2 separate regions of the Homo sapiens genome follow, and region 2 is linked to region 1. The links are chromatin loops, found by intact Hi-C in ENCODE. Cell type or tissue: Caco-2. All regions are shown on one strand. Each heading gives the region's core, and the rest is flanking DNA. Links, peaks and the distances in the headings are about the cores only. Region 1 holds the start of LINC00624 (long intergenic non-protein coding RNA 624). Region 2 overlaps BCL9 (BCL9 transcription coactivator).

The links. Hi-C counts contacts between places; a loop is a spot of excess contacts. Peaks named below come from ENCODE experiments on the same cell type or tissue, not always from the same donor. Only the 100,000 strongest peaks of a DNase experiment are listed, where the experiment ranks them.
Region 2: a loop joins it to region 1, with 6 times the contacts of the local background. A loop is called at or near these places in 2 of 110 quality-filtered maps.

What each region holds. Positions count from the first base shown.
Region 1 is chr1:147,508,390-147,524,073 of GRCh38, reverse strand. It overlaps LINC00624 (long intergenic non-protein coding RNA 624), which reads left to right and starts at 6,199. Exons shown (of 4, transcript NR_038423.2): 1 at 6,199-6,631; 2 at 8,398-8,553; 3 at 9,626-9,736. RefSeq lists a silencer at 7,802-8,002 and an enhancer at 13,355-14,013. In Caco-2, for the core only: a CTCF peak has its summit at 8,522; a DNase peak (open chromatin) is centred at 8,453.
Region 2 is chr1:147,571,468-147,587,151 of GRCh38, reverse strand. All of the region lies in intron 1 of BCL9 (BCL9 transcription coactivator), which reads right to left. Among named protein-coding and RNA genes, the nearest start is that of BCL9, 38 kb to the right of the region's middle. In Caco-2, for the core only: no CTCF peak of the experiment used is centred there; a DNase peak (open chromatin) is centred at 7,381.

The sequences.
Region 1 (15,684 bases), core at 5,188-13,187:
CCATTTCACAGACAAGGAAACTGAGGCACAGAGAGGCATAGAAAGATTCACTAACCTGCCAAAGTGGCAGCGATGGAAGCCACTGAGCCCAGATTCAAATCCAGGGAGTCTGGCTCCAGCATCCATGTTCCTTATCATGATTTTACTTCCTTTGGAGTGGTAATAAGGTTATTCTAATTTTATAGATTTATTTATTCATTCAGCAAATATGTATTGCCAGGTGCAATACGAGGCTCTAGGGCTCTTGTAGAGAATAAGGCAGACTTCACGGAGCTCCTATTCTAGATAAGGAAACACTGGCCCTGGAAGTTAAGTATTTGTGGAGCAAGGGTTGTTTAGCCTATAAACAGCTCTGGGACCCTTGGGTCTGACTCTCAGGCTAATGGTCTTAATCCTAGGCCGTACTGCTTCCCTGAAGAGAGTCCCATATTACAGGTCCGGGAAGACTTTGTAAGGATTCCTGCAGGTGGGCAGGCTGTGGTGACCTGAAGCGCGCCACAGCAATGACCAATGTCATTCTCTCACCTTTCCTTCTCTGCTGTCCCCTCTCCCTTCTTCTCCTTATCACTTTCATGTGCCTTCAAGTGTACAAGGGTAGAATCTGACGGGGGCACTCAGGGCCAGAGAGATTGCTGCGAAGAAAAAGCCCACCCCCACCGCTCTCTCCAAGCATTGCATTGCCTCAGCCATCTTTAAACTACCTGAACTTTTAAAAATGTTGCCAGAAAAAAACTATTTAACAATCCTTTCTTCACGCTCTCCAATTATCTTTCTCCTCTTACCTCCCCACAAAATTCAAGGCCTTCTACAATCCTCGTAAGAGGAAAGTTCTGTCCTGCCCCAGTCTCTCATATCATGTCCTCCTCTGGACTGAGTGGGCACCCTTGTACTTCCTGCCTTTTCGAGAAGGTAAGTTGCCCTGCTTCTCTAAGGGTGCAGCCTAGAGCTGTTTTTCAAACTCATATCCCTTTGGTTGCTTATCTTATTTTACTTTTTTTTTTTTTTTTTTTTGAGACAGGATCTTGCTCTGTCACTCAGGCTGTAATGCAACTTGTAGTTCACTGTAACCATGAATTTCTGGCCTCAAGCAATCCTCCTGCTTCAAGTGACCCTCCCACTTCAGCCTCTCAGAGTGCTGGGATTACAGGCATGGGCCACCATGCCCTGCCCTTTGGTTGCTTTAGATCCTCTCCAAGTTCTTGTTATCACACTTCACTTGTGAGGCATAAAACTCAGCATGATCTATGTTCGGAAAGAGTCAGGACTATTACTAAGATCAGGCCAACTTCTGAGCAGGGCTTCTGGTGAATACACTCTGGGGCTGGGTGGGCTGGTGGTTCTGGGAAGATCCCAGCCCAGTGCTGAGGTCTGAGAACTTAAAGAGGTGGTAGGGATGGGAGTCCCACAAAGGATGTTTCAGGGAGGCTGAGGGTCAGCTTCCTCCCTCCCTGCAGTCCTGGGCCTGGGAATGCAAGAACCCTTTTCAAACTTTCACAGATGTCTGAAGGAACTGGGGAAGGAGAGGAGGGCTTGGCTATGTCACTCTCAGTGAAATGTTCCCTACCACATGGGTGTGAGGCTTCCCATCACTCAGGCTTCAGGGAGCTCTCTAAAGACCCCTGGTGGCTCTAAGAGAAGTCCCCATAGGATTGATCAAATGCGGGAGCCAGTTGTGGGCTTCGGAGGTGTAGTAAAGAGAATCTGCACATTCTCCCTGTGCCATATTGCTCGGCTTTCTCCTATCTCTGGAACAGCTACTTTTCAGGGATATAGGGAAAAAGCAACAAGCCCATTTTTAACTTCATTCCATGTTCCCTCCCAAAAAAGGGCTTGTACAGGTGGTTGAATTGGGGGAGTTACGCTAAGAAGTAGGATTGGGACATTTGGGGTCTGTGAAGGCTGAAAGAAGGAAGAAGGAGAAGCCAATCCATGGTTACTTTATCGGATCGTCACTGTGGGCAACCAGAGCTCAATCCTACTTAGAAGGCTATGAAGCCCCTGTAGAATGCATCTCAGACTTGGCAGCCTGCAGGGTGGAAGAGGGAAGTATTAATCTACCAGCGTCTGCTCCCATTGATCCAGTATTGTCCTTTGGGTGATAACTTCCCCATACTCTCAGGTTTGCATGTGTATCAGAATGGCCAAGCAGGTTCTTGCAGGCAGATGTGGCAAAGAAACCGGGAACAGAAGGTGAACACTGCTCTCTGCATCCAAAGACACGGCGCGGCCAGGTTTCACTTGCTCACAGCTGGTTGCTACAGCAATGGCTGAAACAATAAGGTGGGCCCAAAGGAGGTATGTGGGGCACTGGATTCAGGGGATGAATCCTCTTTCCACCTCCCTCCACCTTCAGATTCAGATCCTGCCAATTCGTCAAAGACTAACTCAGTCCCCTCCTGAGAAGTTCTTCTAAAGGAATCTGACCATAGCCAACTTTTCCCTTTAAACTCTCAGAGCAGTCACTACATAGAACTTATTTTTGCTTGATCTGTATAATATACTACGATCATTTCACTCCTTGGATAATAACTTATGGTCAGAGATTTCATGAACCCCAACCCCAGGAGCTTGTACAGCAGTGGATGCAAAACAGGCCTGTCAGTGTTCATTGCATTGAATGGTATAACAATTATAGATAATAAGAGCTCTGCACTTTTTAAGCATTTGCTTCCTTGTCAGCACCATAAGCTAAGTTATAGGAATGGAAGAAGAGAACCTGAGTGAAGGTTTTATTTGGGGCTCTGGATTTTAAATTTAACCTCCAGAACCATGACACTTTCCTGCTCCTCAAGGTCTTCAAGTTATCTCTGCAGCCTTCTGTTTGAAGACATTGGTGGTGCTGGACTGGCCTTTCCAGCTGGTCATTTCTTCCCAGCCCTTTTTCTCACTTCAGCCTGGCACACCCCCTCCTCATGATGCCTTCCTGGGTCAGATCCACTCAAGTCACTGAATTCAACTCCACATGTATCAACCCAGAGCCTTATGTGGCTAAGTCCAATGATGCACTATCCCTTCTCCTGGGCAAAAATAAAAGCAATAAGATTTTCTTCCCAATGTCCCTCTAGAATTAGTAATGAACTTGCCCTGCTCTATCCAAATCCTTTTGCCATTCTCTGATGTTGACTCATAGGCAAAATGAGTGATTAGGGCAGTGGCCTGTATCAGCGGAACTAAGCTTACTGCCATTTTGAGACAAAGGTAACTGGTCTTTTGGGATTTGAACCAATGACCTGGACCTCATTGGCACAATGCTTTAGCTGACACAGACTAGCCCATCATCTACTTTTTGTTATCTATTCTAAAGAAGGGGTGCACTGGACATGAATAATAGAAGCCGTAGGTAATTCAACTCAACGAAAAGCTAATGAGGGCATATGGTAAGCCAGGCCTTGTGTTACACAGCAGGGTACTCTGAAAAGACCTTCATATTTGGCATCGGAGATCCTGGGTTTGAATCACGGCTCTACCATTTGTTGGCTACGTGATCTTAGGTGAGTCACTTGACTGCTAGGTGTCTCAGTTTTCTCATGGGTGGGATTTTATTGAGGATCAGATGAGATACAATATGTGAAAGCACTTCTAAACAGTTGAGTGTGAGATATTGTTAGTTTTTATGTAAAGAACAGGACCCGATCTCTACCTTTAAGGCTTTTACCTTTTGTCTGAGTCTGATAGGATTGGATTTCTTCCAGAGAGAAAATTTCCTTGAGGAATAAGCTCAGGGCTCCAGTCCACTCGAGCAGAAGGGAACCTTCTTGTGGGAAGAAGTCGTCTTCCCTCCATGTGGTCTAACTTCCCAATCAGGGAGGAGGCTGCTGGTGTCCATCCATCTGAGCAGGTGGCAGCTGACTGCCATAGGTAAGGGCACACAGCCTGGAATATGCATTCATGGATTACAGAGAATTCACAGATCTCTCTGGGTAGACCCCCCAGGTAGGATATATGTAGATATTTTGGAGCAAATTGTTCTAGACAAACGGTTTAAAAATCAAATTTTCCAGGCTGGGCGTGGTGGCTCATGCCTGTAATCCCAGCACTTTGGGAGGCCAAGGTGAGAGGATCACCTGAGGTTGGGAGTTCGAGACCAGCCTGACCAACAAGAAGAAACCCTGTCTCTCCTAAAAATACAAAGTTAGCCGGGCATGGTGGTGCATGCCTGTAATCCCAGCTACTGGGGAGGCTGAGGCAGGAGAATTGTTTGAACCCGGGAGGCTGAGGTTGCAGTGAGCTGAGATGACCCATTGCACTCCAGCCTGGGCAACAAGAGCGAAACTCCGTCTCAAAAAAAAAAAACTAAAAAAAAAAATACGGCCGGGCGTGGTGGCTCACGCCTGTAATCCCAGCACTTTGGGAGGCTGAGGCAGGCAGATCACAAGGTCAGGAGATTGAGACCATCCTGGCTAACATGGTGAAACCCCATCTCTACAAAAAATACAAAAAAAGTTAGCTGGGCGTGGTGGCGGTCGCCTGTAGTCCCAGCTACTCGGGAGGCTGTGGCAGGAGAATGGCATGAACCTGGGAGGCAGAGCTTGCAGTGAGCCGAGATCGCGCCACTGCACTCCAGTCTGGGCGACAGAGCAAGACTCCATCAAAAAAAAAAGAAAAAAAATCAAATTTTCTCCTAATTGACAGAAACCTTCTCCCCATAAGTCCCACTCAATTTGAGAAGATGTGTACATTTTGACCGGTAACCAGTCAGACCTTAAACAACTAATTAAGTTGTAGAAATATTAATGGCCGTGCTCATGTTTGTCTAGAACTTAATGAAGCACATGAGGTGAGAAACTAGAACTAAACGAAGCACATGAGGTGAGAAACTAGAGTTACCCAAGTTTGGAAATCTTATAAAGTGGTTAGTGTTCAGGAAAGGTGGAAGAAAATTGAGAGGCTTTAAAAAAAATCAAGATTGGGAATATTAGAGAATGTAATCCACTAGAAAAATCATTCAGCTGGGAATAAATGAGAAATAGATGAATGAAAAAATTCTCTCATTTCTTTCTTTGGCATGTATTGAGTATGATGTGGTAGGACATGTTCTAGCAGCTGGGGTATGTAGTAGACCCCTGTTGTCTGGTGGAGCACGCATCCCCCAGTTACTAAGGAGTCACAGCTGCACCCTTCTCTGGAGCCCTGCAGCAGGGAAGCACTCCCCCCAGCTATGCCTGGGAGATTATGCTGCCTTCATCCCACACACACACACTCTAGGAGCAGCTTGCAGCCAATGCCCAGTTGTTGGGGATGGGGGTAAAAGCACAGTCCCCTTGTCTCAAGTGGGCTGACTCTGTGATGTTATTCAAGCTCCAAAGTGCCCCCTGGAATCAGGCTGAGGCTAGACCCACAGCTTGACTGATCTCCCCAGCCCTATCCAGTTTCCCTCACTCATATGAATTTCATCCTCAATAAATCACTTGAGTAAGAAGAATTCTCACCTCAGGGTCTTCTTCTAAGGAACCCAAGTTAAGACAATGGGCAATGCTGAATAAATCAGAAGTAGTCTCCCTCTGGGAACTTGTACTGGGGGAGGATACAGACAAATACACAAGCATTTATAATGTAGAGTCACAATGGTAGCTTCAGAAGATTCATGGTGCTCTGGGAACAGGAATGGTCACAGAGTGTTTCTTTAGAGTTGAACATTTCTGAGCTGAGAACTGAAGTATAACTAGGAGCTGGCTGGGTAAAGAGGTGGGGGAAATAAAGAATTTCTCAAGCAGAGGAAAAAGAAGATATGGAGGACGAATGGAAGATACTGCAATATATGCCCCCCAAATCATAAACGGTTCAGTATGACTGAAGCCAAGGGTGACAGTAGCAAGAAAAGACACCAGATACAGATTATGAAGGGCATAGTGAGATATTAACACATTTCTATTGTATCCCTGGGCAAAGGAAAAATAATGAAGAATTTTAAGTGGAGGACACATGATAAGGAGAGGTGAAGCCAGCTGGACTTCCTGTGTCGAGTGGGGGACTTGGAGAAATTTTCTGTCTAGCTAGAAGATTGTAAACACACCAATCAGCACTCTGTAAAAATGGACCAATCAGCACTCTGTAAAATGGACCAATCAGCTCTCTGTAAAATGGACCAATCATCACTCTGTAAAATGGACCAATCAGCTCTCTGTAAAATGGACCAATCAGCAGGATGTGGGCGGGGCAAATAAGGGTATAAAAGCTGGCCACGCGGAGCACCCAGCCAGCTGCTGCAACCCGCTGCCCTCTGGTGTCCTGCTGTGGGAGCTTTGTTCTTTCACTCTCGTAATAAGTCTTGCTGCTGCTCACTCTTTGGGTCCGCACTGTCTCTGTGAGCTGTAACACTCACCGCGAGGTTCTGTGCCTTCGTTCTTTAAGTCAGGGAGACCACGAACCCACCGGGAGGAACAAACAACTGTGATGCGCCATCTTTAAGAGCTGTAACATTCACCGCCGGGGTCTGCGGCTTCATTCCTGGAGTGAGTGAGACCACGAACCCACCAGAAGGAAGAAACTCTGGACCCATCTGAACAGCTGAAGGAACAAACTCCGGACACACCATCTTTAAGAACTGTAACACTCACCGGGAGTCTCCGTGGCTTCATTCTTGAAGACAGCGAGACCAAGAACCCACCAGAAGGAATGAATTCCGCACACAGTAAGATTTCTATTTTTAAAAAATCTCTGGGCTGTAGAACGGGAAAAAAAAGACTTGGAAGGCAAAGCTGATAGTAGGGATACAACACCAGTTAATATTTCAGTTGTTGTATTATAGGTAAGGGCTAGAGTATTGGCATTGGAGAGACGGACTAAATTCTCAGCTCCAACCCTTACCAGCTTGGGTAAGTTATTTATTCTCTTTAAATTTCAATTTCCTTAATGGTAAAATGGGGCTACAGTAATAACCAGAGCAGATACGCACATTCAAGGATCTAATGTATGAAAAGGGTTTTATTATTTTTGCAACAGTTGGCACCCTGGAAGCACCATCAAAATGATCTGTTATTATCCATGTGATCTTAACTTGGGCAACAGTAGTGGAAATGGAAAGACAGATCGCTGGTGCTGTGGCACACACCTGTAGCTCCAGCTTTTCAGGAGGCTGAGATGGGGATCACTTAAGTCTAGCTTGGGCAACATAGCAAGACTCCATCTCTAAAAAAAGTGTAGATGGATTAAAAAATGGTAGGAGGTGGAATTAAAGGGTTGGATGTGGAAGTGGAAATGAAAGAAAGTGAGGTGTCAAGGGTTTCTGGCTTGGGCAGCAGCAGGTAGGTTGCAGCATATTTTCTTGAGATAGGACTTTAGGAGGAGGTAAATATTCTGAATGGAAGCTGTAGAACTGGATGTGCTGCTTTTGAAGAGCCTATGAGATACCCAAAGTGGAATTGTCTGGAAAGTAGTTGTACAAGAGAGGCTGAAGTTGAGGAGAGAGATCTGGGTAGAACATACATAGGTAAGGTAGAGAGAAGAACTCAGACAGTGTGTACTGAGAATAGAGAAGAGGGCGAGGCACCGCACTGGACCTGGGAGACAAAGGTGAGAAGACAAGACACCCACTCTCAGGAAACTCAGTCTGGTTGGGGAAGCAGATAATTAAACAGATAATTAGAATACAGTGGAATACACCCCATAGGTTGTTTTGGACCAAACCTGTGGGGTGGATCCCAGCAGTTGAAGGAACTGAATGAAGATAGAACAAGGACTCTAAAGGTCAGAGCTAAAATTGGAAATACTCAACAGGGTGGGGATGGGGCAAGGAAGGAAAGGGTGGAACAACTTGGAAAAGATTTTGAATGCTCTTAAACCAGAGACAAAGTAATTGACTGGAACATCGCAGCATTAGGAAGAATGTTAGTGCTCTTGGATTCCATGCTTCTCAGACCGTGCTATCTTGGAATCCTCACAGTTCTGAGGGGCCCCTATAATTAGAGGCCACCATAGTGGAGGAGTTGAAACCAAGCAGACACCCTACTAAACCAGAGTTGTTGTCTTGTTTTGCACATTAAAACTGTGTACAAGCTTTGTTTTGAAAAAAAAAGTTGTTATGCCTGAAAAAGAATTGAAAACTACCAACTTAAGTAAATTAATGTACAGATAAAGAATAAGAGGCCCAGAGAAGCTAAGTCACATGCTTAAAATCAAATCATACAGCTCATTAGGGATCAAGTTGGGCCTAGAACCTAAATTTTTTGTTCTCAGGCTGGTGTTCTTTCTTGCTATGTCTGAGACCTCGTACTTCTAATTTGCCTAGTCCATATTCATTTGTATCTTCAGATTTTTCTGAACTGTAGTAAAAGAGATGTGTATTTCAAACATCATGAGAACAAGGCGTGGGAGGGATCTTACAGAGCAGCAGTTAAAATCATTGCTGGCATGTGGTCTTTCACAATAAAATTCTCCCCTTCCTTTTGATTCCTCTAGGCAACAGCACAAAGTTAAACCAGGAAGTCCCTCTGCCTTGCTAGGGATCCAGGTTTGCCTTCCTGTTGAGGTATCCCATTTCATTACAGTTGACCTAAGTTTGAACAAACACTGCCACCTGATGCATGAAAGCTCTACTGTGACCTACGTTAAAAGGTAATTTAAAAAAAAACGAAACATAGAATCATGACTCATACAGATTGAACATGAACATGTGTTAGAGATTTTATTTAACTCAATCTATGAGAGAACTAGGCAGATATTATAACTGGATCAAAAGAGAATACAAAGAACATGTATAGATCAAGAATATTGAATGCACAAAAAAAGGGCAAAACTGACTTCTTCCACAGAGGGAGCGGGAATCAATTGAACCTCTACCAGAAGGGACAAAACTTGAATGTTTACAGAGAATAATTATTTTGCAATGCTATCAGCTAGCTACAGTTTACAAAGTTGTGAAATAGCTCCCATAGAATCCAAATCAGATAAAAGATAGCAGAAGGGTGTGTGATGGACAACACATAGTTTTCCAAATATGTGCAGACATTTTCCTTACAACTGTTAGAAAAGCAGAAGTATCTTTTACAATAAAACATGGGCATCCCAGGTTCCTTTTTCTGTTTTATATACATGCAAAAATATACAAGTGTGTATGTGCATATGTATTTGCATATGCTTTTTAAAATAAAAATTTCACAAAAAAGAACTTAATCCTGTATTCATGCAATGTACCCTGATACTTTTTATTCTATTCTTTGTTAATGCTGGTATCCACACAAATTAATTTCGTGACTCCTTAATGGGTTACTACCCACGAATGGGTCAAGGATTCACAGTTTGTAAACGGGACTAGATCAGTGCTCCTCAAACTGTCTGTTGTGAAGCACCAGTTTTTAAATATTTGACAGTTTTCAGTCCTTCACATACTGACTGATGCTTTTGTAAAACACAATAAAAATAAATTATTAGAAAAATGAAATGAAAAAACTCCCATAGACTTATGAAATGCAAGCTCAACTTTTTATTATTAGATTTAACAGACATAAAATTGGATGCTGGGGCAAGGTCAAATTCCTATTTAAAGATTTCCAAATGCATATTTTGTTTCTATGCTTTGTTTCTGCACACTGGAACAGTGGTGGATTCCACTGGTCCTTGGACCACACTTTGAGTAGCACTGACTAAGTGACCAGCTCTGACAGTATGGTGATTTTTTGTTTTCCAGGAGCTGACACTCCCTCAGGCTACCTTAGTCAGTGGGGGCTTACTGCAGCATACCTGTGGCGATGAGAGAGAGAGGCACATCACAGGAGCATCTGGCACCAGTGGCATCCTGGTGAGTGAAATGTCATATGGACACTGGAAGGATCTAACACTGAGGTGGCCCTTCATCTCTGTGCTGTTCACCACGAGCATGCCTGGGCTGCTCTTCTGTGTTCTTCCTGATGTTTCTCATGATACTGATTGATTTTTGGAATTTCCCAGTTCGTATTCCCAAGAGAACCCATTGCCCTATTTAATCATCACTTCTGTTGCTGCAGAACTTTGTGCAGTACTGGGATTGCTTGCTGCCTTAATGTCAGGAGTTGGCCAGGCATCCAGTCAAAGGGCAGAGTAGGCTCTTGTGGTATCGAAATGGCCACCCTCCTTCAAGGAGCAGCAGGTCCTCTTCCTCAGCACAGAAGGCAATGGTGAGGAAGAGGCTAATTTTCCTTTGAAGAGGATTTTGAGAAAAGGTTGGCCCATCTAAAATATTTTACAATTCTCTGTTCCCAAACCCTGAATAATCCTTGGAGGTCACTCACTGTGCAGGAGGCTGAAGAAGGGTAACACTGTCAAAACTGCAGACACAGACCCTTCTGGCTCCACCTCTATCCTACCCTAGAGCTAGGTTAAAGAGAGACTCTGGAGAACTTACTCATACCCAGTGGGGTACTTCTACATTTCTCTAAAGTCAGGAGACACTTTCCCTTTGTGAATATTTATACTTCTGAAGACATTTGCAAATCTTTAAACTCTTGGTTAAACAATAGTTTATACTGTCCCCCTATAATTCAGAAAAGCATAACTTCAAAAGAATGATGACAAACTTGGCCGGGTGTGGTGGCTGATGCCTGTAATCCCAGCACTTTGGGAGGCCGAGGCGGGCGGATCACCTGAGGTCAGGAGTTTGAGATTAGCCTACCCAACATGGCGAAACCCCGTCTCTACTAAACATATAAAAAATTAGCCAGGCATGGTGGCGGGCACCTGTAATCCCAGCTACTGGGGAGGCTGTGGCAGGAGAATCACTTGAACCTGGGAGGTGGAGCTTGCAGTTAGCCGAGATAACGCCACTGCACTCCAGCCTGGGCGACAAGAGTGAAACTCCGTCTCAAAAAAAAAAAAAAAAAGACAAACTCAATGAAACACATAGAACAATCAAGGTGTACAGAGATGTAGACAGTGGTAGTGAACAATTCTCTACCCAAAGCTGAAGGAGAGTCATTGCCCACCATAAGTCAATCCAAATCTGAGAAAATTACAACTTAACCCCTTTACTTTAAGGGTTGCCCATGAATAGTCATAGCTAGTTATGTCAAATCCTTAAATGCTGGAGTCCGTGTTTACATCTTTACCCATATCCTTTCATCTATTTCATTTCATACCAAAATGAACAGACCCATTACATGTTTAGATTTTCTAGGCTTGTCCACATCTCCCATATAAAAGATGTAATGTGTATAAAGTGCTTAATACAATGTCTGCTGCATAGTAAGCACTCCATAAATGTTAACTCTGACATACATATATATTAAATCTATACTAGCTAGATTGCTTGAATTATTTTTTGTGCATGTGGCTGTATTGATGCCTGCTTAGGTAATAGCCATCTTCATTATTCAATATGATTCTGGTTTCCTCTGAAGTTTAGTGAGGTGTGGTTTTTCTGTGATGTTCTCCTCCACTAGTTTTCAAGCTCATCTTGGAAGGTCTTTTACAACCTCGATAACGCCCTGCAGTTATTAGTATCAAGAATGCTCTGTACACTGTGGGCACCCAGCACATGCTGCTGGCTGGCTGACTGATTTACTATGCCTCCCCCTTGCCCATTATAAGCTTTCATCACTGCAAATGTAAGAACCTTCTTTTCTACATCTCCTGCCATCCAGAACAGTCTTCATAGATCTCCCTGCCTCATTGACTCATCACCTCATTTCACCCTTTCTTCCTTTTTCTGGACCTTCTAACTTTTTCTCCCCAGATTACCATTTTTTTTTTCACTCAGCATGCACACATTATCTAGTTTTGGAAAATACTCCCTATTTGCTCCTATATCTTAATTTGGCTGTCCCCATTTCTATGCTGCCTACTAGTATAAATGAGACAATAGCTCAAAGAACAATTTGTAAAAAATGAAAAACTCTGTGCAGACTTTCAGGGAAATTAAACACATACTTTAGACCAGGAGCTCAATCTATGGGTAAGAAAGCTTCCTTAGCTGTCTTCTCTATGAAGCTGTGATTGGGTGAATGTTTTTAAAGGAACTCTCTGAATATGAAAGGGGGTTGGGGTGGGATGAAGCCTTGGCCATCTGGATGAGAAAGATTCAGATGCTGAAACAGATCTCTGGAGTTAATGAATTTCACAGTCCTTTGCCCTTACTTTGCTTGTCTCAGTCTAGAAACAGACACCTGGTGTAAGCTTGTTAAATGGCAGGAATAAGTAAGAAGTGAAAAAGAGCTAAAGCAAACTTCTTTGCAAACTGCTCTCCTTGTGAAACTAAGCAGGTAGTTCTATGAGTGACGGTAACTCACATAGCCTCTTGGCTTTGTGTTGAACATAGCACCAAAGTTCACAAGCATTTACACACCTGCAGTTTTTTTTCTTTTTTTGTAGATCAGGTCTGGCCTAATTACAGGATTTCATTGTATTTTTATACATATAATAATCTAGTTTCCCCTGTAAATGATTCATTTACAATTCAATTAAACAGCCAAGGAGAACCAAATGTTAAACATGTTTTTAAATAAGATACAATGTGTGTAATTAGACAGAACACATACCCCTATCTTAGTGTTTGATTTGCGTGATAATACAAAATAGGTCATTTGAGGCTATGCCAAATATCAGGGATTAGATGACCTTTAAGTTCCTGTCAAGCTGGAGAGTCTATGATTTTGTGATCTGAGTGAAAAATGAAAAATTTAGTGCATCATCGAAATGTTTACAAGAATCCAGCTGTTTGATGTCAGGTAGACAAAACACCCAGACAACTGACAGAGATGCTTCATTTTCATCCAGATGTTTTTGCATTGCATTGATTTAGCCTGACACACAGCAAAGTTAAGTCACTTACTCAAGATTTCTGACAAAACCTTCTGAATATACTGGCAATAAAGTTGTTGAGAGATTTGCCATTTTAGTATCAGTGGCACGAATGTTTTGCTACTGCTCCATCGACAGCTTCTGAATCCATAAGATTTGAAAATAGTCAATTCAGTTCTCTCCACTCTGCAGCTCTGTGCTCTCCTCACTGTCTCCATTCCCCACACCCCCAAAGGTCTATCTTAACCTGAGCTCTGACCCATGACAAAGTGGTCTCCTCGATCACAGGGCTGTGTATGTGGCCTTTGTCATGGAAGCTGCTTCTGTTCACAGTGATCACTGTGTCTTGGGGACATTGCTGTCTGGGCCAAGGGCTGGCCAAATCAGAATTTCTGGCCATCCTAAAGGTTGATTGCAGCAGGCAGTCATAGCCACCATTCATCCTCCCATTATCATGGTCAATAATACCACTCATCTAGGCTTGGCTGTGATTCAGGGACCTGGCTGAGGTGACTGATGCTGACCAAAAGTCATTTTTTTTTTTTGAGATGGAGTCTCGCTCTGTCACCCAGGCTGGGGTGCAGTGGTATGATCTCGGCTCACTGCAAGCTCCGCCTCCCGGGTTCACACCATTCTCCTGCCTCAGCCTCCCGACTAGCTGGGACTACAGACACCCGACACCACGCCAGGCTAATTTTTTGTATTATTAGTAGAGACGGGGTTTCACTGTGTTAGCCAGGATGGTTTTGATCTCCTGACCTCGTGATCCACCTGCCTCAGCCTCCCAAAGTGCTGGGATTACAGGCATGAGCCACTGCACCCGGCCCTGACCAAAAGTCTTATCCACACACCTGTAAATCTAAACACTGACCTTGGGTTTGCAGCTGTAGCTACTATATGGAGAGCCATATGTGGTTTGCACATCAGTCTCTTTGACTCAGCTTCTTCTGGTTGCCTTGACTCCCATTGAATCCCCCAGTGCCTGATTGCTGCCCATCCCAGGCCCATCTGGTAACCCTCATGCTCCAAATGTTGCAAGCTTGACCACTTAGTTTGAAATTGTGCTTCAAAGGCATCTTCCTCTGTGATCCTTCCCGGCTTCTTTTCCCCAGGCACCCTGCAGCCTCACTTTCTTTATCACTGCCTCTTTCTGGCTCTCTGCACAGGCCCCGTTGCTGCCAGTCAAGCCCTGCCTGAATCTGGATAGTATGGCCTTGCATGCCCAGAGGGCTTTTGCTCCACCAAATCCCCTATGCGACCTTGAGCAAATCACAACACTTCCCTGGGCCCCACTGTCCTAATCTTAACATGAGAATGTTGGACTAAATCAGGTCTGAGGTCCCCTCCAGTTCTAAAATTGTATTATCTCTCTAATACTGTGAGACTGGCTGCCTTCCAAGGTGCCACTGCTCATCATTCTGTCTAGTTGTTATGCAAGGATTTCGGGAGGAAAAAAACATAAGGCTCCAGGAGTAATATCTTGAAAAATTATGAAATATGTCTGCTACCTTTCTCATCTTCATGAGCCCCTTGTTTTACTTTTGTGTTGAATTTAAAACTCAGAGACTTAAACTCACACATTATGACAGTTCTGTCACTTCCTTAAATTACGCAGTAAAAACACACAAAGGTGCAGGTAAGTTTAGCACCTTGAGTGTTTTGTAAGCAATGCTGTGTTGGGCTGAGGATGGGGGTGTGTGGTAGAAAGAGGTGCTGCAACAGAAGCCAGAAGGGAAGAAGAGCCTATAGGGGAGAGAGACATTAAGGGCCTGAGGGAAGGGAAGGTGCCTGAGCTCAGGGACTGTAAAGGAGGACTGTTCACCTTGAATGTCCAATCAGCACTTTCTCTGGAATTTAGATAATGTTAATTCCACATGTGAACATATTGCCTAAAAAAAAGAAAATAAATTTAGCGTATAAACAGTCCTTGGATGCTTCCAGTGGTTAGATTTTTCAGATAAACAATCTCCTATGGTATTAAGAGCTTGTCCTTCTCTGGCAAGGATGGTCCAGGACAGATAACATTGAGTGCTTTCCTCTAACATATTTATATTGGTTACATCAGGTTAATGAACACCCAAGGCATTTTTCAAGAAGTCACAAAGGGGGTGAGTCTGAGGAGCAGGTGTTGAAGTAGAAAGGAAGGCCCGTCTACACACTCTTTATGTGAGTGAATCAGAGGTTTTTGCTGTTGCAATTGTGGTTGTTTTTATAAGTTGAAACCACTAGCTGATACAGTGATTGACTTTCCCAAATATCCCTGGTGATGATTAAAAAAAAAAATCACTGAGATTATCCCCGATTTGGGCCTCTAAACTCAGGGATGGTTCTGGATAAGCAACCCTGTATCCAAGTGTGTCTTAGGTGATGCTGGTTGAGAATGGGACACCCATTCTCTGGGAGCCAGCCAGAGAAGTTACCCTGCTGTTGGAGAGACGGGCTATCACTGAGGAAACAGTGCATCACCAGGGAGGATCGAATTCATGCTCCTCCTCCCCCAACAACTCTCATACCCTCACAGATACTCCTTGTTTCTCCTTGTCTCCCTTTTCTCATACCCACATCAGCTTCCCTCACTCAGTAATCAACTCATTGAGGGTTTGCTTTAAAAATGTATCAACATCGTAATCTTCTCCAAATTAGCTTCTCTATGGCCAGGAGAACCTTAGGTTAGGATGTCCTTCTCTCGTAAAGTTTCTGTAGCAAGTGAAAGCAAGAGGGACCATTGGGGTGGTAGGGCAAGACACTAATCCTCAGTGAAAAGTCTAATCCTCAGTCACTAAGTGTCCTGGCAGATTAGAGGGTAAAGTGAGTGGGGAGAATCAGCTTAAAGAACCAAATTGGATTGGGCCAGAGCAGAGGTATAGGTATGGAAGAGTGGTTTTGTCAGTAGCTGCTGATTGAGCCAAGTTCAGCATGGAACTGACAGAGATGATATGGAAGACAACTTACCTAAGTAGCTCCTGGGTCAGAAAG
Region 2 (15,684 bases), core at 4,099-12,098, 64 kb before region 1:
TGTCGTTGTGATGAATGTGGCACGGAGTAAGTGACATATGAGCCGGGTCTAGCAGGGTAAGTTTAGGAGAGACGGGGTTGGGTGGGGAGAGAGGAGATATGTATATACATATATAGAGAGAGAGAGAAAGAGAGAGAAAACGAACCACATTCCTGGAGGAGGTATGTGTAAAGGGCCTATGCTGAGAACCATTTCGGTGTGGTGGGCTTAGGGATAGCGGAGGAACCAGGCAGGAAGGCAGGAGATGGGCCTGGAATTGTAAAACAGAGCATCTTAAATTTAAGGCTAAGGAGTTTGCATCTTATCCATTTGGAACAATCAGAAAATGCTTCACGAAGGAGATATTTGAGCTGGGCCTTAAAGCATGAGAAAAATTTCTACAGGTGGAGAGGGGGCTGAGAGCGTTTCAGGGTAAAAGAACAGCATAGCCGGGCACAGGGGCTGAAGACTACGGGCTTGGGAAAAGCCTGCGAGAGCAGTGTGTGGTCCATAGGGTCCCGAGCACTGGGATCACATGGAGGCCTATTAAGGGCGGGTCCCCTGGCCCCGGAGCAGACCCGCCAAATCAGAATTGCTCACGGCAGGCGCCTGCTAGCCAAGCTCTTGATGCGCAGTAAAGTTGTTCAGTGGCTTAGTAGGCGAGAAGGCCAAAAAGGAAGGTGACCTCTGAGTGCAGGATAAGAATCTGCACTTAAATGGGAAGGCTCCTGAGAACGGACCCAGTGGGAGAGTGGTATTTATCAGAGCCTTACTTCAGGAAGGTTTACCAGACAGAAGAACTTAGGATGGAAAGTGTGGGGACCCAGTTAAACGGCTATTACAGTAGTCCAGGTAGGGGGTAATGAGGACTGAATTTTGGTAGTGGGAGGGGGAAGAATAGGGAAGGGACAGATGTAAGACATTTGGGTGGCAGAATCTACATGGCTCCCTGGGCAACTGAAGTGGGTGGAAAGGCTGAGTCACACATGACTTTAGGGAGCTAAGCTGGGCTGTGGGGAAAACGGCAGAGCTTTTAAAAGAAAAGCAGAGTTAATAAGGTGAGTTTAGGAAGGTGATCAGTTGAGAGATAAAGTGCCAAGCACAGAGAGGCCAATAATAGTGATGATTTTTATTTTGCATCCCACTGTAGTTAGTGGGATACAGGATGGAGCACAGGTGGTACTCGTGGGCTGAGAGCAGGCAGAGCAAGGGCTGAATTTATCACCATTTTGTTGAGGATCCCCTAACAAAGTGGCAGGAGCTCTGAGCTATAAACCCAGGCAAGTCCCTTCTCCTCTTAGGAGCTTCTGTTTCCTCCTTGGAAAAGCAGGTGATAATAAAACTTATCACCCACTCATCCCTTGGGAGTGCTGCGAAGAGCAACCAATATAAATACATAAAAACGCTTAAAGCACTCAGCAAGAACAAAGTGTGCTAGAAATGCTAAACAATAATAAATTCAGCCACCCCCAGTTCACCATAATAATAAACAAGGTGTCTTTTTTAAAAGCAGGTGTAGTTAACCGGTACTAACTTTGAGGTTGTCTTATATAGCCTCTAACAACAGGTAATTAAATCTGAACTCGATTTTCAAGAGTACTCTCATCAGAGGGTCTCAGAATGACCCTAATACCTCCATGAAACCGAGGCCTGGACTACATAGCAATTAATTAACATGAAAATTACTTTATCATCCCCTCCCCATCGTTAGCATCTTGTGTGACTAATATCAGCATCCATACTACAGGCAATCCCCACAATCCCCCCAAGCTGTACTCTTTGTCACATGTCACACCCCTGAGGTCCGTCTCTTGGCAGAATGGTGCCATATAAAATATTCAGATCCTAGGTAGGTTGTGTGCAACCTACATGGAAAAGAAGGCTGTCAGAAAAACAGAAGGCAAAAAACTGCATTTCTAAAATGACAAAGATTATAAATCCAGTTTTAAAGGAACACATCTCTAATTATATGTTCCATGCATAGCAAATCTCTTTTAATAAATCCCACCACAATCTCCGCTCCCCTAAAGAGCAGACCTGATAGGTAATAACTCCCCTCCTCTGTGGTAAAATCCAATTTTCACACCTGGTAAATGAAATAACTCCACTATGAACCAAGGTTGGGTTGGGGTGAGCCATTAACAGAAGGTTAGGGGCTGTGCATCATGTAACAGCTCTTCTGGGAGCCCCTTCCAGAGATTTGCTCTTTTTATGCCGGTTGATGCTATTTGGCCAGAAAACCTCCAACCTCCGAGGTTACAAATAGAGCCTTTGTCACCTGGAGTGGTTATGAATGAGAACCACGGTTCATGGTTCACCTATGTGCAAGGGCCGGCCCTGGCCCTCATCTCTTGTTTAGTAGGAAGGTTCCTTACCATTTGTGTACTTTAGGAGCTAAACTTCTACTGCATTCCTGACAAATTGACCAAAAGAAGGAAAGATGCTACTGAAATTTACAGTTGCAAAGGAGTAGTACCTGGGAGGCGCACACAAGACATAAGTCTGAAAATCCAGCCAGGGTCTGTATTCTGTGTAGGCCTAATCAGGAACAATAAGGTGGACATCCACAAGGAATCAGCAACAAAAACAAGAGACACATACACCATTGAACATAACTGGGAATTGATGAAGGTGACATCACAGATAAGTGGATTAAAAAAAAGATTAGTCAACAAATAACATTGGAATAATAATTCTACTGTCTGGAAGAAAATTTAAGATCCTCATCTCATACTATAAAACAAATAATTCCAGAGGTTCTGTAGGCCAGAGTTGAAGAAAAAAAAGTTACAGAGGGATGAAAGAGGCAAATATAAAAATGAATCCGGCTGGGTGCGGTGGCTCACACCTGTAATCCCAGCACTTTGGGAAGTCCAGGAGGGCGGATCACCTAAGGTCAGGAGTTGGAGACCTGTGTGACCAACATGGCAAAACCTCGTCTCTACTAAAAATACAAAATTAGCTGGGTGTGGTGGCGTGCGCCTGTAATCCCAGCTACTTGGGAGGCTGAGGCAGGAGAATCACTTGAACCCGGGAAGCAGAGGTTGCAGTGAGCTGAGATCACACCATTGCACTCCAGCCTGGGCAACAAGAGTGAAACTCCATCTCAAAAAAAAAAATGAATCCATTAAAGAAATGAAAGAAAATAAAGGTGAATATTTATCTGAACTTGGGGACAGGGAAAGATATTCTTAAAATAAATTTTTCTTTTTTTTGAGACAGAGTCTCGCTCTTGTCATTCAGGCTGGAGGGAGGGCAGTGGCGCAATCTTGGCTCACTGCAACCTCCACCACCCTGGTTCAAGCAATTCTCCTGCTTCAGCCTCCTAAGTAGCTGGGATTACAAGTGCCAGCCACCATGCCCAGCTAATTTTTGTACTTTTAGTAGAGACGGGGTTTTGCCATGTTGACCAGGCTGGTCTCGCACCCCTGACCTCAGGTGATCTGCCCACCTCGGACTCCCAAACTGCTGGGATTACAGGTGTGAGCCACCTTGCCTGGCCAAAAATTTTTAAAAATTGAATAGACTTGATTACATACAAATGTAAAATTCTGTATGTAAAAAAAAATCATAAAATTAAAAGGCAAACGATCTAGGCTGGGCATAGTGGCTCACGCCTGTAATTCCAGCACTTTGGGAGGCCAAGGTAGACAGATCACCTGAGGCCAGGAGTTCGAGACCAGCCTGGCCAACATGGTGAAACCCCGTCTCTACTAAAAATACAAAAATTAGCTGGGCATGGTGTTGCATGCTTATAATCCCAGCTACTTGGGAGGCTGAGGCGGGAGGATTACTTGAACCTGGGAGGTGGAGGTTGCAATAAGCCGAGATTGCACCCATACACTCCAGCCTGGGGAACAGAGCAAGAGTCCATCTCAAAAAAAGTAAAAATACATAAATAAATAAATAAATAAAAGGCAAACAGTCTAATAAAAGCAAAATATTTCCAACAACTATGATTTCAACAAATGACTGAAAAGACATTAATATTCTTAGTATATAAAGAGCTCATACAAAGGGGTATGAAAAATGTAAATGCCTGAGTTGAAATGTAATATTTCATATACACAGAATGTGAATACAAAAAAATTTACATGAACTTATGGAAAAACTCATCCTAACTAGTAATCAAAGAAATGCTAAGTTAATTGTATTTTTCATGAGGGCCTGTTACGTGGCAAACACTTGGTAAATATTTGTTGACTTGCTCAAATTAACAAAGAATTAAAAAATTCCAGTGTTCAGTGTTAGTATGTGTGTGGTCAAATGAACACTCTCATATGCAGCTTGTAGGATTACATACTAAAGCAGGGATCAGTAAACAATTTCTGTAAAGGGCAGATTGTAAATATTTTTGGATTTGCAGGTCATACAGTCTCTATTGCAACTACTCAGCTCTGCCATTGTACGGTGAAAGCAGTCATAGACAATATGTAAATGAATGAGCATAGTTTTGCTTCAGAAATACTTTATTTATGGACACTGAAATGTGAATTTCATATAATTTTCACATGTGATGCAGTATTATTATTCTGTTGATTTTTTCCCTAAGCATTTAAACATGTAAAAACCATTCTTAGCTCATAGGCTGTACAAAAACAAGCCACAGGACAGATTCGGCCCTCGGGTCCTAGTTTGCCACCCTGTACTAGAAGAACATTTCTGGAAATCAATTTGGCACTAATAGCAAGAGGCTTTTAAAAGGCCATACACAGGGTGTCTGTATTAAAATAACCAAGTATAAATACATTTTTAAATAAAAAATTAAATGTTCATACTCTTTGCCCTAATTGCCTTAATAATTCCCTGTCTAGGAATAAGTTACAAAGCAAAAGGAAATGGAGAAACTTGGACAGAAATTTATACAAAGAAACATCTAAACATAGAGCAGAATAGGAATGGTTAAATAAACCTTGGTACATTCATATGATGAAATATTATGCAGACATAAATCTTTCACAGAAACGTTTTATCACATGCAAGAAATGCTCATGATATAAAGTTATATGAAACAGTAAGATACAAAATGCATACATGGTCTTATCCCAATTTTGCAAAGCATATACATACATACAATTTATATAGACAGAAACATATGTGTAGAGAAAGGATGGAAGAAAATGCAATAAAATGTGAAAAGTGCTCTGGATGCTGGGTTTATGGGTGATTAAAATCTTTTCTTCTTTTGTTTTAGTTCTCTACAATGAATAGTTATTAATTTTGTAATCAGGAAAATGTATAAATATTATGTTTAAAATAAATTGGAAAAAAATCCAGAATCAGAAGTTCACAGAGAATAGTCAGAGAAGAAAAGCAGAAAAGCTTTCAAAATGCAACCTAGATGTAAAAACCTGACAAATATCTGCAATGAAAAACAGACTCAGGCAATAGAAAGTCGCCAGCGTCTAAAATTCATGCAAGATCACCACAGGAAGAAAAAAAAGTTCTGATCAAAAGCAGCTGAGACCTGGAATCTACAACTGGCCCTACACTGAATGTATCCAGAAAAAGAAGCATGAGATTAAAGAGCTGACGTAGGTCCTGTGCACAGTGTGGCTTGGGGACTCACAGGGTTTCCTTTTTCCTACCCTACAGCAACCCACCTTCCCCCAAACAAAAGACCAAAAAACAACCTTCGGTTCACACTTTAGAAGGATGAAATTCTACAGCTAGCACTTGCTTCTTTTGTTTTATTATCGAAGAAGTATGACTTCTCTCTTCCAAGTGTTCATAGCCACTTACACCTTGATGCATTTTTCTAGAAGCTGAGAGTGACAGGAATGAGGATGAGGAATTTAAGAAAACAGAGGGTTCCCTTAAGCGGAGTTCAGCTATTTCACAGTTTGGTCTAGAAACTGACCTACACACAATTAGCGTATAGCTGTCATTTTGGGAGTTTACTGTTTGCTAGTTGATATGCCATGTCTTTACATCTGTTGCTTCATTTAATTCTAAGAAGAAGCCAATAAGGAAGCCTTTTCCCAGTGTTATCTAAGCAATTGTCATACCAGACAAGACATACCAGATAAGACTTTAGAGAGGTCAAATAATTTGCCCAGGGTCACATTGGTAATTAGAGGCAGAACCAGGTTTCAAACCCACTTCCAAGTTTGTGACACCGATGGCCAAAATACTTCTAAAACCAGATTTGAAGAAGAGGCAGGGAGGAGCACCAGTGTTATCATCAAACACACCTGGATGCAAGGCTTCAGGTCATAGTTGGGCAATGGTTTTTTCTGAGCCCCAGTTTTTTTCACTTTTAAAAATGGTAGTAATAAAATCTATCTCTCAGAAGTTTTGGAAGTTCAGAGATAATACAAGAAAAATACCCAGCACATAGTAGGTCCTCAATTATGGTGGCTATTAGAGGAATGGAGCTACTAATAATTTCCTTTGCTAAGTCAAAACAGGCACAAGGTCTCCACCAGGAAAACAAAGGAAAATTAAGGTGAGGTAGGGAAATTGCTTAGGTAACTTGGGAAAGGGGCTTTTCCTTTCCTTCATTTCCCAGAGAGCTTTAATTCTTCGCTTTTCTATTTACAATAAGAGAAGCATGTTTGGGACAATGGATTTAGAAATGGAGGTGCTTTATGGCATGTTTATGCTTTCAAAATTAAGTCTAAACTCTTTAAGACCACAAACCACTGTGCACGATGCTTTTCTAGAAGGGTAGGAGGGATAAACATATTCCTATAGGAAGACTCAGTCTCACAGAGCCCATTAGATGAGCCCAAGGAGAATCTTCTACCCACAAAGAGGAAAGTGGTAACGTCCTTCACTTCCTTTGTGGTTTTAATCTAAACCACAACTCCTCCCTTTTAGTTATAAATCTTTTCTTTACGTACATTCAGATGTGTGTTAGGTGTCTTCCATCTCATCTGTCACTCCTTTCCCTGCCACATGGGAAAATATCATATGCTTCTCTTCATCCAAGGAAAGCTTCTCTAGCACACAGGATTGGTTTTGAGAGGCTTTCACAATCCATCTATTCTATCCATAGCTGCCTGCAATGAGAGTCTGTTCCCCAAGACCTTTGGAAGACTCCAGAGTTCTTCCAATGCCCAGACCTATGGCATGGAGGCAGGGAGGATGAATAAACATGTTGTACATCGCTTAGGCAAAAGAGGGAAAGCCTTCTGTCTGAAATGAATGAGAACATCAGAGTTTCCAGTCAGAGATGAATGGAGGAAATATGTCTTGTTTTTGCTTTCTAAGAGAAGAGGAAGAATGAATGAAAGGGGGAATAAACACAATGCTCAAGCCAAGGAAAGAAAAATCAGAAAAACCCAAAGTGATAGTCAGGAAGGTGGGTAGACTGCTTGCTGCCTCCTAACTGCTGCTGTGGTTCGAGTTAATATTTGCCAGACTTAGCATTCCTGTGAGTGCCGTTGGGATAATGGGCCCCACTCAGCATCACGTGAGTTCTCCATCTCAGCCGAGGGACAGGATTTCAACCATATCACACACAGCTCTCATTACGTGCAAGGAAATGATCTTACTGAGGAAAGCAGCACAAACCATAAACACATTTACTTAAAAAGGCAAAGCTGTTAGGTGTGCCCCTATTCATGACTAATACAGTGTGCTAGTCTCAGTTTCTGATGTCTAAGTCCAGGATAGCATTTCCCAGCATGGGTCTGAGAGCCCCTTTAGGACATGGGCTATAAGAGGGGCACCCTCAGGTTTAACTTCTTGCTAGCAGGGGTAGAACAGCAGTCATTTTCTAAGGAAGCATTTATTAAGCACCATCTGTGTCAAGCAGTGTATATATTCCATATAGTAGAGAAAGGCAATTCTCTGCATTTGAGAAGTTTGTGATTTTGTCAGGGAATGAATATGCCAAAAATCAAAATGCTAAGGTTAGAAAGAATCCTAGGAATCATTTGATCCATTCTGCCTCACCTCTCCTTCCATCTTTTGGATAAAAAAATTTGAAATCCATGGAAGTTGAATGGACTGTCCTTGGTCACTCAACTAGCATATTAGGAAAGATGAAAACCAAGTTTCAGCTGGGCGCGGTGGCTCACGACTCTAATCCCAGCACTCTGGGAGGCCAAGGCAGGTGGATCACTTGAGGTCAGGAGTTCGAGACCAGCCTGGCCAACATGGCAAAACCCCGTCTCTACTAAAAGTACAAAAATTAACTGGGTGTGGTGGCAGGCGCCTGTAATCCCAGCTGCTTGGGAGACTGAGACAGGAGAATCGCTTGAACCCAGGAGGCAGAGGTTGCAGTGAGCCGAGATCGTGCCATTGCACTCCAGCCTGGGCAACAGAGTGAGACTTTATCTCAAAAAAAAGAAAAAAAAAGAAAGAAAACCAAATTTCCTGACTCCAAGTCTGGGTACCTTTCCCTTATACTTCACATAAAATTCAAAAGGAATAACAAGAACAAATAACCACACAAGTTAATATGACACAAACCATGTGCACAGAAGTGTTATGAAATGCAAATTAAGGGAATGCAAAGTTTGAATAGAGTTAGTCCAGAAAGTTTCTTTGGAGGAAGGTCTGAAGGATTCCAGGGGTAGGAAATTGTCAGAAATTCAGTTTAATTCAACAACCATTTTCTGAATGCCTAGTAGAAGATTGAGTATCCCTTCTCCAAAATGCTTATGATCAGAAATGTTTCAGATTTTTTTTCACATTTTGAAATATTTGCATATACCTGATGAGATATCTTGGAGGTGAAATCCAAGTCCAAATACAAAATTCATTTATGTTTCATATACACCTTATACACATAGCATCAAGGTAATTTTATTTTTCCCTTGAGGATGCTGAATAAACTGCTTTCTGACTGTGACCTGTCACATGAAAGTCAGGTGTGGAATTTTCCCTCATGTTGGGGCTCAAAAACTTTTGGATCTTGGATTTTTGGATTAGGGATGCTCAACCTGTATATGCAAACACTTGACATGGGAGGAGGAAGTCCAATAAGATGAGTATCACATGGTTCCTGCTGTAAAAGAAAGCAGTACTGACTAAATTAATGGGGAAAGGGGAATAATTGAAGTCAGTCACACAGTCATTCGCCAGCAGGAGAAAGGCAGACTTTTGGAAATGCCGTGATGGCAAATAGAAGCTGGCCCATGAAGAGCTATTCCTTGAGAGGGAAAACTCAAATCGTATTAAGGTTTCAGAGGGGAAGGTTTTCTACATTTAAGCTGAATAAAAGGGGAAATAATCAATTAACTCATATATCAAAACTAATTGGAATTTGTCTTTACAGACATAATGTCTTCATTTGTCATATCAATTATAGCCACATTCATTCAGAGCTTGATATCATGAAGACATTTATACACACACACACACACACACACACACACACACACACATTGGTAGAAAAACTTTAGAAGCACTGCTCCAAAGCTTGGATGGTAGACTCGGAGAATGGCAAAGACAGAAGGGGCCTTAGGAATCAATTGATCCAACATATCATTACAATGGAATGATCCAGGTCCAGAAAAACAAAACACAAAATTATCTTTCCACTAAGGAAAGCAAAAAGAGTTGGGCCCAACTCTAGAGACACTTTGTTCCAGCTCTAGTGGTTATATTTTCTAAGCCAAAAATTGAGACACAAAATACAAGTGAACACAATGGAACAGAGTACTTAAAATAGAGACTAAAGGTTACTGTGGTCTTAGATGATACCTCCAGAACATTCCACGGCATTCGTCCTTTTGTTTGCCAAAGACACATTCCAGAAGAAAATCACACTCTACTCAGACATGAGTGCCTTCCATAGTCATAAGAGAAGAGCATGAGAGTCTGTCTCCATCCAAGGCAAGCCCTTGGTGAAAAGAAAAGCCACAGGGACTGTAGGCAAGTCTTTGATAAGCAAAATGAGATGATAAATAACTGAAGACTATCAGTTCACAGGCCACCAAGTTTTCTCCAGAGCCGAGCATGTGCAGGGCTCAATAAATTCTAAATATAAACTATCAAAAGCTGACGAGGACCTTGGCTAGTGTACTCCTTGGGTATCGTAAGATACTCATGCTGCAACTACTTAAACCCAGTTTATCTGTAGGCTTGTCCAAATGCAATTCAATTATTTTAATTTCTTGGTTCGATCACTTCTGATTATTCAAAAGCCAGAAACAATAAAAAAAAATATAGCGTACTAACTGCAGGAAGCTTTGTGAATTTTCTTGCACTAAAATCATCATCCAAAGATTCATCAAGCCCTGTCCACACAAAATAACGTAATGATGGTACCTTTTATATCAACAGGCATTTCTCTTTTGACGATAACGGATAGATTCTGCAAACCTATTACAGTCAAAAGAGAAATGTCTGTTGATATAAAAGGTATCGTCTTTACATTATTTTGCACACTGTAGGCAACTTAAGGTCACCAGAGGAGGCGGGTGAGAAAGTGACAAGAGACCAGCAGTAAGTTTCCTCACATAAGTTCCCTACAGTGACTGGAACCTATCAGCTTGGCTTCTTTATTGCTGGTATTGAGATAAATCGCCACACAGAAACATCATCTAGGAGTTAATCAGAACAGAAAACTCAGGAAGATTCAGGACCCACACTGGATACCATTATTGTCATAAGTCAAGCAGCATTTCTCCTTCATTAGTACCATATTTCATTACAGTATATCACCACAATGTTTAGTAATAGTTTTACAAGAAAATAGACTTCAAAGCTTTGTGCCTTTGGTTTCTATGTAGTGAATTTCTCATTATAACTTTTTATCTTTGCTTAAACTGAAAAGTGAACGAATTGACCTTTATGAGTCAGTGTGCACTCCGGTGTTTTACCAAGAAATAATACCTTTAAAATGATATATTTGCGTATGCATAGAATATTCCAGAAAGATATGCAAAACTGATTATCTCTAGAGTGGCCGGGAGATGAGAGAAAGGTGGAAGGGGCCTTTTCACTTAGACATTTTTGTGAATTTTATACTTTGTGCAAGTATCATCTACTAATTTTTAATAATTATGTTAAAACTTTTTTAAAGAATAAACAAAAATTCTTGTTAAGGTTCTTAATCCCTGAATATATTTCAGCAGTGACCAAGATTAAATAGCAATGATTTCCCAAGGGTCAAAGGCATTGGCTCCATTCTGATCTAGCCTGTTTCTTATTCCCCCGCAATGCATCATGTGGCATGTTTTCTTTTAAATATCCAAAAAAGTTAATTTGAAAAAAAAACTGAGAATTTTATGTCATCATTCAAAATAACTGGAGATTCTTAGGGTGTGCCAAAACCACAGCTGGGAATCACTGAAATACAGATTCTGAAAGTGTTAGGTACATTTTTAAAGATTGCAGAATCCAGTGATGTATAAATGCATATAAGTTCTACCTGCATTTATACATCACATTAGTTTACTCTAATTCTCTTGGGCTTATTAAATTCAATGACCAATTATTTGAATATGCACACAAAAATCTAAATTATAACATCAGGCTGAAGCATTAAGTAGATAAATATAGTGAATGGTTAAGGCATGTATTGCAAAATTTTTAAACAGCACTTTGAAATGAGAGGAAAGAAAATCTCTATTCCCCTATCCTTCCTCAAAATACATGTTTATTATAGTTTTGCTACCTAGAAACTTTGGAGTTTTTAACATTAAAAAAAAGGAAGCATGATGTAATGGAAAACACAGGACTACAGAATCACACAGAGTTGGGTTCAAATCATCCAACCTGTCAGTTGGGTAACTTCTGACAATTCATTTGGCTCTTACTCCTCGAACACCTGCTACATTGCTGGCACTTAGCTTGGTGTTGGGCACTGGGCAAAAGCAGTGAACAAGGCAAAAATGAGCTTATGGTTTGGTGGGAAAGGCAGACAATGAAATTATATTAAAGTGTATGAAGGAAAATTACAAGGAGCTGTGTCAGGAAACCAACATGGTCTAGGGATCAGAAGTAGCTTTCTAGAGGAGTGATGCTCAAGGCAAGACCTGAAGGGTAACACAGACTTAGTTGGGTGAAGCAACTCCCTCATCTTCAGGTCCTTATTTGTAAAACAGGGACTGTAATAGCTGCCTCAGAGGGCTTTTTGAAGTTTTAATGAATTTGATATTGAAAGCATTTAGCACAGCATCCAGCACATAGTAAATGCTCAATAAACAGTAGCTATTATTATTCGTCTTTTTTGTACAGTCTTCTCTGGTTATATATGAGTCAGCCCTCAAAGGTTTAAAAGTTACAAAGTGGCCCCTCAACCATATACTTCTGTTTTCCTATACTTGCTACATGGGAGTCAAAGTGTGGAGTAGACCAAGGGCTCATCCTCTCTGGAAAAATGCCTTTGGCTCAGAGCTGTACACTCACCTTGGCCACTGAGGTAGGTCCCCATATCTTTTTTGTCACAGGGTTAACATGTTATGTGAGTCAGATCTAAAATTTTGGCCCCTTCAAAGGCTGCTGGGTCTCTCTGTTTAATCAGACATGAAACAAATCGCGTGCTGTGGCAGAGGCGTACAAACACGCTTTAATTACAATATTGTAACACCAATTAGAGATCTATCTAATCGAGGACTCGGCACTTCCTGCTCGGATATTACTCCCATGTTGGGATAATTACTGCTAATTAAGCTTGGAACTAATTAGGCTAAATGATCTCATTTATACCAACAAAGATGACTTCTAGGAGTTCATAAGAAAAACTAGGGTGATTTTATCATTCCTGGACTATTTGGCATTTCACACTGGAAATAAAACACCTTCCCCTGACATGGAGGTGCACAGATGGTTGGTTCCTCTGGAATTCTGGTCCTAAATGGCAGTAGGTTCTTCATTTGTCTACACAGATTCTCCTATACGGTGAAACAAATACTGTAAAAACATTGTCCACTCACATTGCACTACGTTCTTCCACAAATGACAACTGCGGTGTCAGGAAGGGGCTGCCACTGAGAGTGGACACAGTGGCAAAAGCTGACCCCCACACAGCCTTGTCCAGAGTGCCTTTTGCCTTGCAGTTATATTTATAAGACCTCAATATTCTTACCACAGTCATCACAGGATAGAGTGATGGGTTTGAGGGTCAGACAAGCCTAGGTTTATGTAAACTAGTCTGCCTAAGCCTCAGTTTTCTGTCTCTAGAGTAGGGATAATAACAATGTCATATAGTGATTCTGTGAGGATTAAAGAGGTAACATATATATAATGCAGGATAGTACTTGGCACATAGTAGCCCTCAATGAGCCCTCACTAGGATTTTTTTTTTCCCTTCAAGGCACCATAATATCCACCTCTGAACTAAGCTCCACATTTTATCTGTCTTGCTACTCTTTTGTGGCATAATGCAGTGACAGTGGGAAAAAAACACATGACTGAGAGTTAGGAAACCTAGTTAAGTTCAGGTTATCTCTAACTAACCAGCTGTGTGACTTAAAGAAGTCACTTCTCCTTCCTGGAAAATAACAATATTCACTGCATATAGTGAACCAGGCATTGTGTTAAATGTAGTACATGAATTTTCTGACCTAACCTTTACAGCAATGCTCCCCATTTTAGAGATAAGGAAATTGAGACCTAAATAAATAAATAATTTAAAACAAAACAAAACAAACCCTCACTTCTATTAAATGACAGGGTCAGAAATTGAACCCCGGTCTCACTCCGGAGCCTATCCTCTCAATCACTGTCCCACCGAGTTGCTTCCACTCCCTTTTGTAACTGAAGGAACTAGAGAAAACATCTTCAAGGGTGAGCCTTTCAACCTTATTCTTTTTTTTTGAGACAGAGTTTCACTCCTGTTGCCCAGTCTGCAGTGCAGTGGCATGATCTCAGCTCACTGCAACCTCCGCCTCCTGGGTTCAAGTGATTCTCCTGCCTCAGCCTCCCGAGTAGCTGGGATTACAGGCATGTGCCACCACGCCAGGGTAATTTTTTTGTATTTTTAGTGGAGATGGGGTTTCACCATGTTAGTCGGGCTGGTCTTGAACTCCTGACCTCAGATGATCCACCCACATGGTCCTCCCAAAGTGCTGGGATTATAGGAGTGAGCCACCGCTCCCGGCCTCAACCTTGTTTTTAACAATATTCATCAATTATTAAGTCTTTATTGTGTGTCTAATAAGTCCTCCATCCTATGGAGAATAAGATGCTCACCCCAATACAAAACACCCTGACAAGGCTAATAAGATGTTCCACAAATATGTGGGTACACAAACACATGTGAGTACACACATACAGAAACACACATAGATGTTATTTGCTGGATTGTTCCATCCGGAGAAACAAAAATGAATGAACAAAGCCCCAGCTTCTCATTAAATGTTACCACTGAGGATTGAATTCTTCTACCTGTGGCCATGTGTAGCGGCTCACGCCTATAATCCCAGCAGTCTGGGAGGCCGAGGTGGGTGGGTCACTTGAGGCCAGGAGTTCGAGACCAGCCTGGCCAACATGGCGAAACTCCGTCTCTACTAAAAATACAAAAATTAGCCAGGCTTGGTGATACGCACCTGTAGTCCCAGCTACTCAGGAGGCTGAGGCAGGAGAATCGCTTGAATCCAGGAGGCAGAGGTGGCAATAAGCCAATATCGTGCCACTGCACTCCAGCCTGGGTGACAGAGCAAGACTCTGTCTCAAAAGCAAACAAACAAAAACTTCTACCTATGAACCTTTCCTTCTAAAGAGGTGTTAAGGTGATTAGAATGCATACTGGCTGGTCACCTATGGTCAGCTCAGGTCAAAAGCTTTCCCATCCAGCAGAGCTCTAGCCTGTCCTGGAAGTGATGTCTATCAATGCTAGGAGAGGCTGAAATGGAAACACATTGGTCACTTGTCTCTTAGGAACCTTTTCTGAGAAAGCCTGCTCCATGCCTGGACTTTAGTCTTATACCCCACAAGAATGTAAACTCCAGGACAGAATTGTGTTTTACGGTGTTTTATCTCTTTTACGTTTGTTTTTGTTTTGTTTTTGTTTTTGTTTTTGTTTTTTTGAGACGGAGTCTCGCTCTACTTGCCCAGGCTGGAGTGCAGTGGCGCAATCTTGGCTCACTGCAAACTCCGCCTCCTGGGTTCACGCCATTCTCCTGCCTCAGCCTCTCGAGTAGCTGGGACTACAGGCTCCCGCCACCACGTCCAGCTAATTTTTTTTTGTATTTTTAGTACAGACGGGGTTTCACCGTGTTAGCCAGGATGGTCTCGATCTCCTGACCTCATGATCCCATGATCCGCCCGCCTCAGCCTCCCAAAGTGCTGGGATTACAGGCATGATGTTTTATCTCTTATACCCAAACAGGGCCTGGCTTATAGTAGGTGCTCAATAAACGTATGTGGATCAAATGCATAGAGAAAATGAATAGAGTCCTGGGTTCTGGTACAGGAGTTTGGGGCAAAACCAAGGAAACTTAGATGCTGCTTCAGGTATGCAGAGGTCTGGGAAGGCACATATTCTCTCCTCTTCCTGTGTTATCTCTGCAGGAGGCAACCCTCAGCAGGTCCAGCTTTTCTTACCAAGTGTGTCTGGAGGGCTGCCTACCACCACACCTTGTTGTGAGGCCATTTCCTCTCTCTGATTTCCATCACCCTGAGGTCCCTCTGTAGGAAAATGGGAGTGGGATACAGGGAAAAGGGTGCTTTTTCACCATTTGAGGAAGAACTAAGGGACTTCAACATAACCTGGGGAGGGGCTAGTGGTAAACTCTCCCCCAAATTCCCAGTTCATTGAGCTCCTCCCAACCCAGGAGCTTTGCTTTGATGAAGAGGAGGGTC